Regions from separate parts of the Homo sapiens genome. Here region 1 is linked to region 2. A link is an interaction called in ENCODE POLR2A ChIA-PET data of the cell type or tissue named here. Cell type or tissue: OCI-LY7. All regions are shown on one strand. Links, peaks and the distances in the headings refer to the core of each region. The heading gives the core; the rest is flanking DNA.

The links. ChIA-PET counts read pairs that join two places held together with the same protein. Peaks named below come from ENCODE experiments on the same cell type or tissue, not always from the same donor. Only the 100,000 strongest peaks of a DNase experiment are listed, where the experiment ranks them.
Region 1: POLR2A ChIA-PET joins it to region 2 with 12 read pairs; 2 of 35 experiments call an interaction of 5 or more read pairs at or near these places.

The regions. Positions count from the first base shown.
Region 1 is chr4:31,443,317-31,451,665 of GRCh38, forward strand. No RefSeq gene overlaps it. Among named protein-coding and RNA genes, the nearest start is that of LINC02501, 59 kb to the right of the region's middle. In OCI-LY7, for the core only: no CTCF peak of the experiment used is centred there; no DNase peak of the experiment used is centred there.
Region 2 is chr4:31,504,511-31,512,859 of GRCh38, forward strand. LINC02501 (long intergenic non-protein coding RNA 2501) reads left to right here and starts at 2,034. Exons shown (of 3, transcript NR_149121.1): 1 at 2,034-2,315. It overlaps LOC105374564 (a long non-coding RNA gene), which reads right to left and starts at 1,798. Exons shown (of 3, transcript XR_925547.1): 1 at 1,636-1,798. In OCI-LY7, for the core only: no CTCF peak of the experiment used is centred there; no DNase peak of the experiment used is centred there.

The DNA.
Region 1 (8,349 bases), core at 103-8,102, 61 kb before region 2:
AAAAAGACAGAAGTGTTTCCTTATGTCAGTAGGCTTGTTCTAATTTAACAAATTGTCAGTGAGAAGTTGTGAAAAAATAAAGTTTTATTGTTCACTAAAATTTTGGATTCATATTGAATAATCCCATTTATTCATGTTTCAATTGTCATTAAAATAGCTATTTCTAATTTGATTATAAATTCAGTATAGACACCTCTATAGTAGATAAACCAAAACTTAATGTAAAATCATTTGAAATCAACTCAAAATATGCTATTAAGTTGCAGTAATTTAACATGTAAAAAATAATAAAATGATATTATTACAGATGTGTGTGTTCCAATTATCTCAAACTTTTTAAACTTTAATTTGGCTGTGGAAAAGAGTATTTGAAGGACATCACATATAAATGCCTATTTTAAAAATTAGACAAAACTGGAGCTGCTCAGACTCAAAGGCTGTAAGATGGTATCACCAGATGATCATCACTGATTTGCTTCCTTCCCTATCACAGTGAACCCTCCCTCAATGACCCAAAGTGGGCTATGTAACCAGTAGAACTTGAGGAATTCAATTTCAAAAAAAATTGAGCTAAATAAGAGTGTTTCTTTGGCCAAAAATAAATAAATAAATAAAATAAGAATTATTATTTTATTAAGACATGTTTAATAAATGTTATTAATTTCAATGTTGATTATTGAATTAATTTTATGAATACCTTTTGAGGATTTTATACTCCGAGGACATTGCTAGAACTTGAGGAAATGCCTCAATGAAAATAACAATAGCTCATGAACTTTTTCCATTATTTACGAATTTTTCATTTCTCATTATTTACAAATAATTTTTCTAAGTTTTATCTTGTTTAATTCTTACAATAACTGGGTTACAGAGATATATCTCTGCCTGTTGAAGAATGGGAAACATACTCAGAGTGGTTATGCCATGTGCCTAATTTCTCATTAAGAAAGAGTTAGAATAACAGTTTAGTTTTAATACTTATATTTATTTTTTATTTAAAAAGTTGTTCATTGATCACCTGCCATTTATCAAACAGTTTTTCTAAGTTCTGGGAGGTAGAAAAGTGAGTAAAGATAGTGACTCTGACCTCAGTGAGCTCACAACTTTATAGGAGAGACTGATATTTTAACTGTAACATAAATGGGAATAGGATATGTGCTATACTAACATCATCTGCAAAACAGTGAGGAGCTGGAAAACTGGCTCTCTGGCAGGGTGAGGGAAAGAGCTCGGATTTGTCCATTTCTATTTTGTAAATATTTCCACCATGGCTGATTTCCAGGTCCTACCAGTTTAAAAATTGGCTTGAAATTCCTGGATATTTAACAATCAGCTCTCACAAGTGGGTTTAAGCTGACCTCCAACTCACCTCTGATAGTGTAATGGAAGCATAAAAAAGGCAGCAATGAATTCTGCTTGGAGAGGGGTTGGGAAAAGATTCAGAGCAGAAAGAATTTGAGCTAAGCCTTGATGATGAAAAAAGTTGGAGGACAGAGAACAGGGTAGAAGAATGGGTCACACAGTGGGAACATTATATGCAAATTTAAGAAGGCTGAGAATTCATGGTCTTCTGGGGCATGTATGAGCAGATAGCTGAGGTAGGGCCTCTGGAAGCTGTGTAATTGGGACCAGACTGTTAAAAACTTTGAAGGCATTAGGAGTTTTGATTTGTTTGTATAGGATACAGGCATCTCTGGAGGGGGTCTCATAAAACCTCCCTCCAGAGATACCTGTATCCTATACAAAGAAATCATTTGAAGAACAAAACAGCCCAGGCAAGGATGGATTCTACCAAATGCCCAGAACTTTGCAAAGATTGAGGCAAGATTACAAGGAGGGAAGACAAATATTCATATTTGGAGTCAAAGTGAATTTTTAGTTGGTTTCATGATTGTACCTATACTAAAAGTTTCAAACGTGATGATTTTATATATACTTTTCCATCTGGAAAAAGTACAACTCCATAACCAATTATAACAAAACCAATTGTATTTTAGCAACAATTTAATTGATCAAATTTTTTCTCTTTGTTAATATGGTAAGAAAAATAAAAACAGATTGTCCTGAAGACTTACAAATAAAATTTCAATATGGGAAACAGTTTTTTTACTTGGCAAAGCCTAAATTTGTATTAAAGAATTTATAATACAGGGTCAGGCTCTCAGAATTTTTACCCCTAGGCAAACCACTTCGTCTGTGGTGAAATGTCCTACTGAATATCACTAAAAATATTTCACCCGATATCATTTAAGTAAGATTTTATGAGGTTGACTTTTTTAAGTGGAATTAAATTAACTCTATAAGAAAAGGTATACTCAGGATTAAGTAAAGACCATTAGACCGTCAAGGATTATCTTCCTTTCAATACTGTGGTCCCTCCAGACAACATCTGTTTTCCCCATGGCTCAATATTCCTTTCCTAATCTTACTGGTTGGCTGGCCTGAGGATATGTAGTCTACTTCCAAACTCTACTTCTTATAAGTTTCATGAATTTTCATTTTCTATCTTTTTATTTATGCTTTTATCTTGTACATTTGGCACTACTTTCAAGTTTAATTGCAATAATTTCAAAGATAACAGTGTCGATAAACATGTTTTAAGGTAAATGTAATTACAAAGCTACATATATATATTTCCTATGGAAGCAATTGTAACATCTCACTTATTAAGTCATGTTTTAGCTCATTTTTATCTCAATAAACACAAATGCATCAAAGCTTATTTAAATTCACAGAATGAAACATGAATGATTAGAAAGTTCTACAAATAAACCAGTTAGCTTCTCCAAAAAATGGTTCTTGGGCAGAGCTCATAGTCATTTTCCCTTAGTAAATTATTGATCAGATGTTCTCAATGTTTGCCAAAATGTGAAACAAATATTAAGACCTAATGATGGGATGATATATGCAACTATCTTCAACTAAGGGATTCAGTTCAAGATCTTCACATTATTGCATTTGGAAGTTAGACAAGGAGCATATTTACTTTTATTTTACCTGTTGTGGAATGTTACATTGACAGATGTCTTCTGAATGGCTTACTTTTTTTTCTCCCTAAGTATTCAAATCTTCTAATTTTATCTGTTTATTACTGAAATGTCAAAACATTTGCTTCTAGATACCCTGTGTGAACATTCATCTCCAAAGGGTCTCCTAGTAAGTGAGAAGTCAGTGGTTTGGGATATACAGGTCTTTTTGATTAGAGAACTAAGTATTTCCATGGGCTGTTTTCTGAAAATGGAGTTAGGTTCAGTCTTTTATTCCCACTTTAATTTAAAATTAGACAGTTATTTGACAAATTTTCTATTAAGTCAAACACTTCATTAAAGAAGAGTACTAAAGATCATCTTGGCAAAAAAAGCTTTTATATCTGTTCAGCTTAGAGTTCTAATCTTATAGCTAAATGTTTCTTAAGGTTTTTTTTTTTTCTAAAAGAGATCACTTTTTAATGAATGAGTGTAACTTTTTATTAAGACAATTATTTTCATTAAAGAAGTATATGAAAATGGTTAAGTAAAATCAAATGGCTCCAAAAGTCTTAACAGTGAAAACAACAGTCCTGCCAGTTGTTCTTTCCAGAGGCAAGCACTTTTCATTCTCTTAGTTTTTCCTGCTGGTAGTTACCTTCATGGATTTTTTCCAGATTATTATTTTTTTTGGTTTTTCAAGTGAATGCATACATGAATACATGTAATTTTTAAAAGCCTCTTCAGTTTATAATGCATCCTAACAGTACCCTGCCCCATCCCTCCTAATTCTAAATGACTTTTAACTCTTTTAGCAATGTCTTCTATTTTTTTCCTTATGTAACTAGTCGTTTCTTGATTATTTTATACATTATATAGTGATTTCTTGATATGACAGTTGAGGATTTAGCTCTTATACCATCACTATCTTCACTTTTCCTCCCATATTGTCCCAAAGTAGTTACCAGATTTAGGAGCTAAGCAGTCACCACATCATTATGATGATGTACATATTACTCATTGTTGAGAAAAACAGCGTGTTATACTCTTACTTCCTATCTTGTACTTCTTTCTGCCCTAGAATTAATGATTGCCTAACCAACCTTTCCCCCTTGTTTTTTTTTTTTTTTATTTCTGCTTTATCTTCAATGAGCTTCTTTCCAAATGCCCCAAATCTGGCAATAACCCATTATTATTTTTAAGAGAAGGGATCTCACTATGGTGACCAGGCTGGTCTGGAACACTTGGGCTCAAGCCATCCTCTTGCTTAGCCTCCTGAGTAGCTGGAACTACAGGCATGGGCCATTCTCTCCAGCTAACCTATTAATATTTTTAGTGTTTCTTTTAAAAACCAGCTCCATAGCTGGAATATTGCCTGCGTTAGATCCTATTTGCTGGATCCATGTCATTCTCTGGTTTGTGTACTCCTTCATTTTGCTGGAGTATTTTCTCCAATAGCTTCCCAAGAAAGGGTACATAGAGGTAGCCCCTGAGTCTTTGCTTGTCTAAAAATGTATTATTTTACCTTCACCCTTGATTATTTGGCTGAATACAAATTTATATGAAAATTATCAATACATAAACTTCTGACTTTTTTCATTCCTTTATTTCCTGCAATCCCAGTAAACAGCTAGGCAAATTATTTTTTCACTTAAAAAATTTGGCAAGTCATCAAATCCAAAATGTTAAGCATGTATTTACATAATTTTTATAACTTTTCCCAATAATTAAAATAAGTATCAAAATTATGAAGTTGTTTTCAACTGTCCTTGTGTATGAATGTGTGTATAAGAGAGGGAATGAGAGAAAAATGATAGGGAGACACTGAGATGACAAACAAATAAATTATCCTTTAAAATATGACCCATATTTAAAATATTTAATAAAGAGGCAAATAAAAGCGGGCAATATAATATATTTGTTTCAAAGGATTTATCTATATTTTGCCACTCTACACTAGATGTACCTAAGGCACTTCATGAGAAACCTTAGCTATTGAATTAGGACGTTAGAGTAGCATTTGTAATCTATTGCTATAGTATAATTGCCTGGTATGGAAAAAGATGAGAGATTTTTTTCTAGTTTTGAGCTTCCTCTTTTTTTAGTGTTTCTCTTTTTATTTCCCATTACTAATACCATTATTTGGAAAATTCTCATGTGTCAAGTACTAATAGCTGTTGAGGAACTAGGATGCATATGCACAAATTCTGTGAATATATTTATGTGATAAAATTTTTGGTGCTGATAAATTATCAGGGAGTTTTGTATTTTTTTTTGTAAGCCCAAGAATGTGATTTGGTGCCATGGATCTTGAAGAGTTTAGAATCAATAGGCTTGCATTCAGATTTAAGCTCAGCTATTTTCTAGTAATAAAAGCTTTATAAATTAAAAAAGTTTTATTCAGATATAATACATATATGTAACAATAATGCAGGTATATTACCTGTAATACATGAAAATAAATAATACATTTATGCACACATCATTCACATGCCATAAAAATCAACCTCTTGAAGAATGCAGTTTAGTGCAACCACTCCTATTATTTACTGTTAGAACATTTTCATCATCCAAAAAGGAAAACCCAAACCCATTTGCAATTAATCCCTATTTTTCATCGCAATTCCTACCCCTTGGAAATCACAAATCTGCTTTCTGTCTCTATGGTTTTGCTTATTCTGAACACTGCATGTAAATAAAATCACATAATGTGTGGTCCTTTGTGAATGGCTTCATTCACTTAGCATGATGTTTTCAGGGTTCATTCATGTTCTAGCATGTACTTCTTTTCTTTTATGGAAGGATAATATTCCATTGCATGGACAGGGTACTTTTGTTCATTAATTCAGCAACTGATGAACATCGGTTGTTTTCCTCCACTTTTTGTCTACTACAAATAATGTTACTTCTACAAATATTTATGTACAAGTTTTGTGGTGATAAATGTTTTTATTTTTCCTGAGTATACACTTAGTAGTGGAATTGTTGGGTCATATAGTAACTGCCTATGTGTTTGAGAAAATGACAGTTTTCTGATATGTCTACGTCATTTTACATTCCCACAGTTGTTTATGAGCATTAAAAGTATTCCATATTTGCCAGTACATGTTATTATCTGCCCTTTTTATTATCTCCATTCTGGTAGGTGTGAAGTAGGATACCATCGTAGTTTTAATTTGCATTTCCCTAATGATGAATGATGTTAAACATCATTTATATTGGCCACTGTATAAAATAGCATATTGGCCTTTGCGGTATTTGTTTGGAGAAATATTTATTCAAATCTTTTGAAAAAATTTAATTGGATTGTCTTTTTATTACGAAGATTTAAGTTTTTTATGTATTTTGGATACCAGTTTGGATACCTTTATCAAATACCTGATTTTAAATATTTATATTATTTTGTTGTTTTTCATTTTCTAGATGTTGTCCTTTGAAGCAAAATTTTGTAATATATAAAATCCAAGTTTTATTTGTTTTCTTTTATGACTTGTGCTTTTAGTGTCATATCTGAGAAACCATTGGCTAATCCATGGTAAGAATAATATACTACTATGTACTTTTTAAAGAGTTTTGTACTTTCAATTTTTACATTTAGGTCTTTAGTGTTTTGAGTTAATTCTCATATATGGTGTGAGAGAACTGTCCACTTTTATTCTTTTGCGTGTGGATATTCAGTTGTCCTAGCACCATTTGTTGAAAAGACTATCTAGTTAATTGTCTAAATATTCCCATTGAAAATTAATTGACCATAAGATTTAAGGTTGTATTTTTCTGAGTTTTCAATTTTATTTCATCAATTTATATGTCTGTTGTTTTGCAGATTTCACAAATATGTTGATTGTCCTGGCTTTGCATTAAATTTTTAAATAGGAAAGTCTGTCTTCTAACTTTGACTTCTTGTTGTAGATTATTTTGGCTATTCTGGGTTTCTTGAAATTCCATATGAATTTTAGAGTAATCTTGTCAATTTCTGGGAAAAAAGGCAGTTGGAATTTTCACAGGGATTGTGTTGAATTTGTAGATAAGATTGCAGAGTATTACTGCCATGGTTTGAATGTTTGTCTCGCTCCAAAATTTATTTGTTGAAACCTAATCCCCAATGCAATATTATTAGGACATGGGGACTCATGGTAGGTGATTAGGTCATGAGGCTCAACCTTGACAAATGGGACTGGTGCCCTTATAGAAGAAGCCTGAGGGACCTTGTTCATCCCCTTTATCCTGTGAGAACACATTGCATTTGGAAGTTAAAAAGAGAAGTTGCCATTTGTGAATCAGAAAACAGGCCCTCACCAGACACAAAATCTGACATCTTGGTATTGGACTTCACAGCCTCCAAAACTGTAAGAAATAAATTTCTGTTGTTTACAAGCTATTCAGTTATGGTATTTTGTTATAACAGCCAAAACAAATTAATACAACTGCTATTTAAAAAATAGTATGTGTTCCAATTCATAAGTATAAGATTTTTAAAAATATTTAGATCTTGTTTAGTTTATATCAATAATGTTTTATCATTTTCAATATACAAGTCTTGCACCTCTTTTGTTAAATTTCTTCCTTTTTTCATTTTTTTGGTACTATTGTACAAGGCATTGTTTTCTCAATTTAGTTTTCAGAATTTTTACTGTGACTATAGAGAAATAAAGTTAATTTTTGTATAGTGATCTTGTATCCTGTCACCTTGTGGAACTTATTTCTTAGTCCTAATAGTAATATTTGTGAGTCTAATAGTAGTTTTATGTAGGTTATAATTTTTATATATAATAACTTGTCATCTGTGACTTGAGATAGTTATACTTCTTCCTTTCCAATCTCAAAACCTTTTACAGGTTGAGCGTCCCTAATCTGTGATGCTACTGTGCTGCTTAGTTATTTTGAACACTCTATTGTGTCACTATGTTAATGGTATGCCACATTTTTTTACTGTTAAGTACTTAAGTGTGAATAGGTGTAAGAAAATAATTGCTTATGGTAACATATGAACTCAAACTCAGGAATGATAGTGACGCCAAACAACCACAGACTGTGTGAGTGGCAGAGACAGTGACACCATTGTTTTCTGTTGGTTCAATGTATGTAAACTTTGTTTCATGCACAAAATTATTTAAATATTGTATAAAATTACCTCCAGCCTCTGTGTATAAAGTATATATAAAACACAAATGAAGTTCATGTTTAGACTTGGGTTCCATCCCCAAGAGATCTCATTACATATATGCACATATTCCAAAATTCAAAAAATCCCAAATCCAAAGAATTTCTGGTACCATACATTTTGGATAAGGGATACTCAATCTTTATTTTTAATTTTGTTTTCCAAATTTCCCTGCCTGTAAACTTTATGACATTCATATAGAATTTGCAAGAGCAGACATTT
Region 2 (8,349 bases), core at 175-8,174:
ACATTATGTTGATTGGATAAAGTGAGCAAGAAGTAGCAAACACGCTAAACTTATTGGTGAGACATTTGCATGCCAGAGGATGGGAAATAAATCCAAATAAATTCAGAGACCTTCTACCTCAGGGAAATTTCTAGGGGTCCAGTGGTGTGGAGCCTGCCAAGATATTCCTTCTAAGGTGAAGGATAAGTTGCTGCATTTGGCCCCTCCTATAATCAAGAAAGAGGCACAATGCCTAGTGGGTCTATTTGGATTTTGGAGGCAATGCATTGCTCATTTGGGTGTGTTACTGTAGCCCATTTATCCAGTGACCCAAAAGGTGGCCAGTTTTGAGTAGGGTCCAGAACAGGAGAAGGCTCTGCAACAGGTCCAGGCTGCTGTGCAAGCTGCTCTGCCACTTGGGCCATATGACCCAGAAGATCCAATGGTGTTTATGGTGTTTGAGGTTTCAGTTGCAGGTAGGGATGTTGTTTGGAGCCTTTGACAGGCCCTCATAGGTGAATCACAGCAGAGGCCTGTAGGATTTTGGAGCAAGGCCCTGCCATCTTCTGCAGATAACTACTCTCCTTTTGAGAGACAACTCTTAGCTCATTACTAGGCTTTGGTGGAAACTGAACATTTGACTGTGGGTCATCAAGGCACCATGTAACCTGAACTGCCTATCATGAACTGGGTTCTTTCTGGCCCATCTAGCCATAAAGTAGGTTGTGCACAGCAGCCGTCCATCATCAAATGAAAGTGGTATATGCGTGATCAGGCTCGAGCAGGTCCTGAAGGCACAAGTAAGTTACAAGAGGAAGTGGCTCAAATGCCCATGGTCTCCACTCCTGCCACTCTGCCTTTTCTTCCCTAGCCTGCACCGATGGCTACATGGGGTGTTCCCTGTGATCAGTTGACAGAGGAAAAGAAGACTAGGGCCTGGTTCACAGGTTCTTCACAATATTCAGGCATTACCCAAAAGTGGACAGCTGCAGCACTACAATCTTTTTCTAGGACATCCCTGAAGGACAGCTATGAAGGGAAATCTTCCCAGTGGGCAGAACTTCGAGCAGTGCACCTTGTTGTGCACTGTGCAAGGAAGGAGAAATGGCCAGATATGCGATTATGTACTGATTCATGGGCTTCAACCAATGGTTTGGCTGGATGGTCAGGAACTTGGAGGAAGCATGATTGGAGAATTGGTGATAAAGAAATTTGGGGAAGAGGTATGTGAATGGACCTCTCTGAGTGGTCAAAAATTGTGAAGTTATTTGTATCCCATGTGAGTGGTCACCAAGGGGTCACCTCAGCAGAGAAGGATTTTAATAATCAAGTGAAAAGGATGATCAGTTTTGTGGCCACCACTCAGCCTCTTTCTCCAGCCACCCTGTCACAGCCCAATGGGCCTATGAACAAAGTGGCCATTGTGGCAGGGATGGAGGTTATGCATGGGCTCAGCAACATGGGCTTACCAAGGCTGACCTGGCTGTGACTACTGCTGATTGCCCAATTTCCCAGCAATAGAGACCAACATCAAACCCTTGATATGGCACCATTCCTTGAGGTGATCAGCAAGCTACTTAGTGGCAGGTTAATTATATTGGACATTTTCCATCATGGAAAGGGCAGAGGTTTGTCCTTACTGGAATAGACACTTACTCTGGATATGTGTTTGCCTATCCTGCACACAATTCTTCTGCCAAGACTACCATCCATGGACTCACAGAATGCCTTATCCACTGTCATAGTATTTCACACAGCATTGCCTTTGACCAAGGCACTCACTTATGGGTAAAGAAGTGCGGCAATGGGCTCACGTTCATGGAATTTACTGGTCTTATCATGTTCCTTAACACCCTGAAGCAGCTGGATTGACAGAACGCTGGAATGCCCTTTTGAAGTCACAATTACAATGGTAACTAGGTGACAATACTTTGCAGGGCTGGGGCAAAGTGCTCCAGAAGGCTGTGTATGCTCTGAATCAGTGGCCGATATATGGTACTGTTTCTCCCATAGCCAAGATTCAGGAGTCCAGGAATCAAGGGGTGGAAATGGAAGTGGCACGACTCACCAACACCCCTAGAGATCCACTGGCAAAATTTTTGCTTCCTGTTCCCATGACATTATATTTTGCTGGCCTAAAGGTCTTAGTTCCAGAGGGAGAAACACTGCCGCCAGGAGACACAACAACGATTCCATTCAATTAGAAGTTAAGATTGCCACTTGGACACTTTGGGCTTCTCCTACCTTGAAGTCAACAGGCTAAGAAGAGAGTTACTTGGCTGGGGCGATTGACCCAGATTATCAAGATGAAATCAGTCTACTACTCCACAACTGAGGTAAGGAAGAGTATGCATGGAATACAGGAGATCCATTAGGGTGTCTGTTAGTATTATGATGGCCTGTGATTAAGGTCAATCAGAAACTACAATAGTCCAATCCAGGCAGGACCACAAATGACCCAGACCTTTCAGGAATGAAGGTTTGGGTCACTCCACCAGGAAAAAAACACACGACCTGCTGAGGTGCCTGTTAAAGGCAAAGGGAATACAGAATGGGTAGTAGAAGAAGGTAGTCATCAATACCAGCTATGACCACATGAACAGCTGCAGCAATGAGGACTGTAATTGTCATGAGTATTTCCTCCTTATTTTGTTAAAAGCATGTCTGTGCATGTATACACTTTTACTAAAAAATATCTTCATTTTATTTCCTTTCTCCTTTATCATGCGACATAAGATTTATTGCCTTCATATTAGCATTTGTGTATTGTTAACTTTATGTAATAGTATTTGGGTTGGGGAGTGGTGCGTTTCTGATTGTATGAAGGATAGTTGTATTACGTTAGGCATAATTACAACCTTATTAATTGTCTTTATTTGAAGATTATGTCTGATATCAGGAGATGTGTGTGGGTTCATGTTGACAAGGGGTGGACTTGTGATGGTTAATACTGAGTGTCAACTTGATTGGATTGAAGGATACAAAGTACTGAATCTTTGTTGAGTCTGTGAGGGTGTTGCCAAAGGAGATTAACATTTGAGTCAGCGGGATGGGAAAGGCAGACCCACCCTTAATCTGCCTGGGCACAGTCTAATCAGCTGCCAACACATCTAGAATATAAACCGGCAGAAAAATGTGAAAAGAGACTGGCCTAGCCTCCCAGCCTACATCTTTCTCCTGTGCTGGATGCTTCCTGCCCTCAAACATTGGACTCCAGATTCTTTAGTTTTGGAACTCGGACTGTCTCTCCTTGCTCCTCGGCCTGCAGACGGGCTACTGTGGGACCTTGTGATCGTGTAAGTTAATACTTAACAAATTCATACATACATATATATGTATATATATATATAAATATATATATATTCCATTAGTTCTGTCCCTTTAGAGAACCCTAATACATACACTTACACTAAATATTTTTAATCAGCTAGCATGTGAATACATTAATAATTAATCATTTCAACAGATGATCTTTATATCTTGGCAATAATGTACCTCTGTGATTTCTGCATATTATTTAAAACTATGTGAAACAAAAAATAGAGAAAAATTATATGAATTTGCAGTATACATATAATTACTATCAGATTGCAGTATAAGCACAACACCGTTCTCAAGATCACTAGTTTCTTCGACTATGAAAAAAAAATTCCAGGACTCAAAACAGAATGATTATAGACCTCATTGATTTTTTTCTTAAGTAAAGCAATTATACTTTAAAACATGTTCTCAAGGATGAGAAAAAATGTTATATTAAGACATTGCACTAGATATGAAGTTAAGACAGTGTTTTTTCTTTGTTTTTGTTTTTGCTTATTTGTTTTTAATCTCAGTTCTACCACCTGATAGCTTCAGGAACCTGAAAAAATTGCTTCATTGTCCTATACTATAAAATAAATGAAAAGCATAGAAAAGATAAATATTTCATTTATTTCTCATCACCACCAAGTGAGTTGATCCTATGAGAGGTAATATAGTGTAGTATTAACAGTGGAGGCTCTGAAATTAAACAGTCCAATACCACCAATAAATGTCAATCAATGAGTTAAGCCGACTCAAGACTGCTTGACTGAAGAGCCCATGTCTGCCCCACTCTAACCTCTATGGCCTTATAAGGATGCCTATGAGAAATCATTAAACAGCATTGGAGAAAGAAGAATAACATCTGTCCTTTAAAACTGCTCATAGTTCTGACTATTAACACGACTAATACTGTGAATGTTGTTTTTCCCAAAATTGCCTTGTGCAGAATTAGGGATATTTTTTCTTTATTTATTTGGTGCCTGATACTGGAATGCTGTCTGTGAATAATTAATATTTCCAGTAAGAGGTGTGTTTTTTTTGTCATATCAGTTCAATTTAGCTTTATCAGAAAAAGATCAAGGATAATATTCAATAATAAGAAACATATGTAGCTTAGAGTAACAGATATAAGCTGCTTCTGGATGATTTACAGAAATAGTAGAAAATAATATGGGAAAATAGATATGGAAGTATCAAAATAATAAAGAAAATACACTTCCACTTGAAAAATAATTTAGAGTTTCTTTATAAAGAATATCTTATAGGTAAAAAAATTATTTAAGGGACTTAATCATTGTTCTCTGCTCCCTTTTCCTTTTTGGAATACATATCTTTCTCCTTGGAAGACAAGTAAATAGGAAACTCACAATTTTTCCAGCAAAACTTGTATGTGAAAATATAAGCAAAATGATAAATGTGACTGGCCGACAAGCAAAAAACATTGTTTACCATCAAACAGCACCAAAACTTCTGGCTGTGTTATTACCAATTTGAATGGACCTTTGCCGAAAGTCCCTGTAAGTATCTTGATAGCAGATAATTCCAACACACCTCTTGTTTCTGTCAACTCACTACCTTGAGATGCTAAGCTAGTTTAATAATATACTCTCTTTGAAATGGTATCCAATGTTCCTTTAACTCACACTTCTATTTCTGCCCTCTCTGCCAAATCTGGATTCTTTGATCTATTAACTAGCTCCACCACAATTAACTACAATGAATACTCTTTCTGCCCATTATTTTCTTTTCTTAAATAAATCCTGGTCTCCACAGAATACATGGACTCCCCTGTGGTCCCTGAAAAATTATGTTGATCTTCTAGCCACCACACATTGATGGTAAGAAGGAAACCTTCAAGAACAGGAATAAGGATATTTTTCCTTGTTATAATTACCATTCCAAATTATTAATCCTTTATTCTTAGATAAAAACACTGTTGAATTCAGATAAGCTGAATTGTTATAATCACTCTCAGTTATTCACCAAAAGATTTTGTCACTGACTTCATGGCTGTCCTTGGAGCCATCATTATCCTAGGCTATAATAGTGTCTTTGGGAATTCATAATAATTGAATCCACATGCTTTGTTTTGTTTTGTTTTGAGATGGAGTATTGCTCTTGTCGCCCAGGCTGGAGTGCAACGGCATGATCTCAGCTCACTGCAACCTCGGCCTCCCGGGTTCAAGCAATTCTTCTGCCTCAGCCTCCCGAGTAGCTGGGAATACAGGCACATGCTACCATGCCCAGATAATTTTTTGTACTTTTAGTAGAAATGGGGTTTCACCATATTAGCCAGTCTGGTCTCAAACTCCGGACCTCAGGTGATCCGCCTGCCTCAGCCTCCCAAAGCGCTGGGATTACAGGCATGAGCCACTGCACCCATCCTGAATCCCCATGTTTTATAATTGTTTCTCCTCTTCAACTCCAACGGCTTTAGTTTCATGCCACATATGCCTTCATATATTGAAGGCCACACCTAGAACTTTGTCATAATCCAAAAATGAACAATGAATAAAGTCTTACACTACAACATTCTATTACCTGATCAGACATTTTTCCAGCTCTCAGTTTTTCTCTTTAAATACAGACACATTTTAAACCTCATGGAGGCTTTTTGTTTCTGGATCAATCTGTCTTCTATTAATCCATTAGCTTTATTCTAGGTTTCCTTTCGTTCTTATTCAGGACTCCAGGGATACCTATTATTGTTATTGTTAATAATGATTAAGAATTTTATTGTTATACGTTTTTCTGCAAGGACATTTCAAACTTTTTACCTAAGCCCAATTAAGGTAGAAAAAATCAAAATGATATGGAATAAAATTTTGACATACTAATCCTATTTAGCCTTGTATTTAGACTAGCATGTATAATATTTCCAAGTATACATTTGTAAGAAATGCAAATTAAAAATGTATTCAATTTAGAAATCCAATCTAAGACTTAAACATTAGAAATACATAATGTTTTCTGATAATTTAATAAGTACTTGAAAGTATGTAGCCCTATGTCCAACACATATCAAGTGACCAGTAACTATTACATAGTCCAGAATATCTAGAGAATTATCTTTTGATCGTTTCATCATGCTACAGTGTCCAAGCTCACAGGGTTCCTTGAAAAGGCATTAAGAAGGAGTAAAAACATGTTTTTTTCATGAAGGAAATTTAAGCATAACATTAGGATGTGCAAAACTCAAGAAAAAATAAAAAATTATATGTAAAAACACTAAGAAAAGTTTTTTAAAAGCCCAGAGGAGGTTTGAGTGAATGGGATCAATAAAATTATTCTGAAATAAAAAGGAAGGAAAAAGGTTTGAGTGAAGAGAGAAACACAGTAGTGAGAGTAGAGGAATTTCTTATTAAAGACCTCCATTTTTGGTACTGAGTGAGAGGCTGATTAATCTCAGAGTGAGTACCAGAAAGGCATGTATGTTTGGAAAAGATTAGGTGGCAATGAAAAGAAAGTGTCATGTGGGATTTTTCAATATGTTCTATGAGCCTGATTTAATAAAAAGTAAAAGCAGAATATGACACACTTAGTAGGTGTTTTTGCATTACTTCTTTTTTATCTTTTTAGTTATTACCAATGTACTTGCGTTTTTGTGTGTGATGGCCATTTTCCAACTTTCCTCAGTGTTGAGATTCAGAAGTTGCTAAGTGTTAATATTTCCTAGTTAACAGAGCCTGGTGGGAGAAGATGTTTGTTCATTTGTTTTGTTTGATAAACAGCATATCTTTTTTAAATATAAGGTCAACTTTTATTTTAGATTCAGGGAGTACACATGCAGGTTCGTTACATGAGTATATTGCGTGATGCTGACGTTCGGGATACAAATGATCTCGTTACCTGGGTAGTGAGCATAGTAGCCAAGAGGCAGTTTCTCAGTCCTTCCCTCACTTTTTTGGTATCCCCTTTAGTAGTCCCCAGTGTATACTCCTTTCTTTATGTCCATGTGTACCCCGTTGTTTGACTCCCACTTATAAGTGAGAACATGTGGTAGTTTGTTCTTGGTCCTGAGTTAATTTTCTTAGAATAATGGCCTCCATCTGCATCCTTGTAGTTGCAAAGGACATGATTTTATTCTTTTTGACAGCTGTACAGTATTCTACAGTGTATATGTACCACATTTTCTTTATCCAATTCATGTATGTTGATTTTATGTCTTTGCTATTGCAGATAGTGCTGCAATGAATATGTAAGTTCATGTATCTTTTTGGTAGAACTGTTAATTTTCCTTTAGGTATATACACCCAGTAATGGGATTCCTGTGTCACATGGTAGTTCTAAGACCCTTGAGAAATCTCCAAACTTCTTTTCACCATGGTTGAACTAATTTAGACTCCCACCAACAATGTATAAGCATTCCCTTTTCTATGCAACCTCTCCAGCATCTGTTATTTTTTGACTTTTTAATAATAGCTATTCTGACTGGCATGAGATGGTGTCTGATTGTGGTTTCGATTTGCACTTCTCTAATGATTAGTGATGTTGAGCATTTTTTCCTGTTCATTGGCTGCTTATGCGTCTTCTTTTGAGATGTGTCTGCTCATGTCTTTGGTTCACTTTTTAAGGTGGTCACTTGTTTTTTGTTTCTTGATTTATAAAAAACAATGGGGAAGAACTCCTATTCAATAAATGGTACTGGGATTACTGGCTAGCCAGACGCAGAAGAATGAAATTGGATTTTTACCTTTCACCATACACAAAAATTGACTCAAGGTGGATTAAATATTTATATGTAAGAGCTCAAACTATAAAAGTTCTAGAGGAAAACCTAGAAAATACCATTCTGGACAGAGGATTTATGACTAAATCCTCAGCAGCAATTGCAACAAAAACAAAAATTGACAAGTGCGACCTGATTAAACTAAAGAGATTTTGCACAGCAAAAGAAACTATCAATGGAGTAAACTGGCAACTTACAGGTTTGTGACAACCTCACAAACTATGCATCAAACAAAGATCTGATATCCAGAATCAACAAGTAACTTACACAGTTCAGCATGTCTCTTTTTAATTTTTGATTTTTAAAAAATCTGAAACTTTTAAAATAGTGTCCTGGAA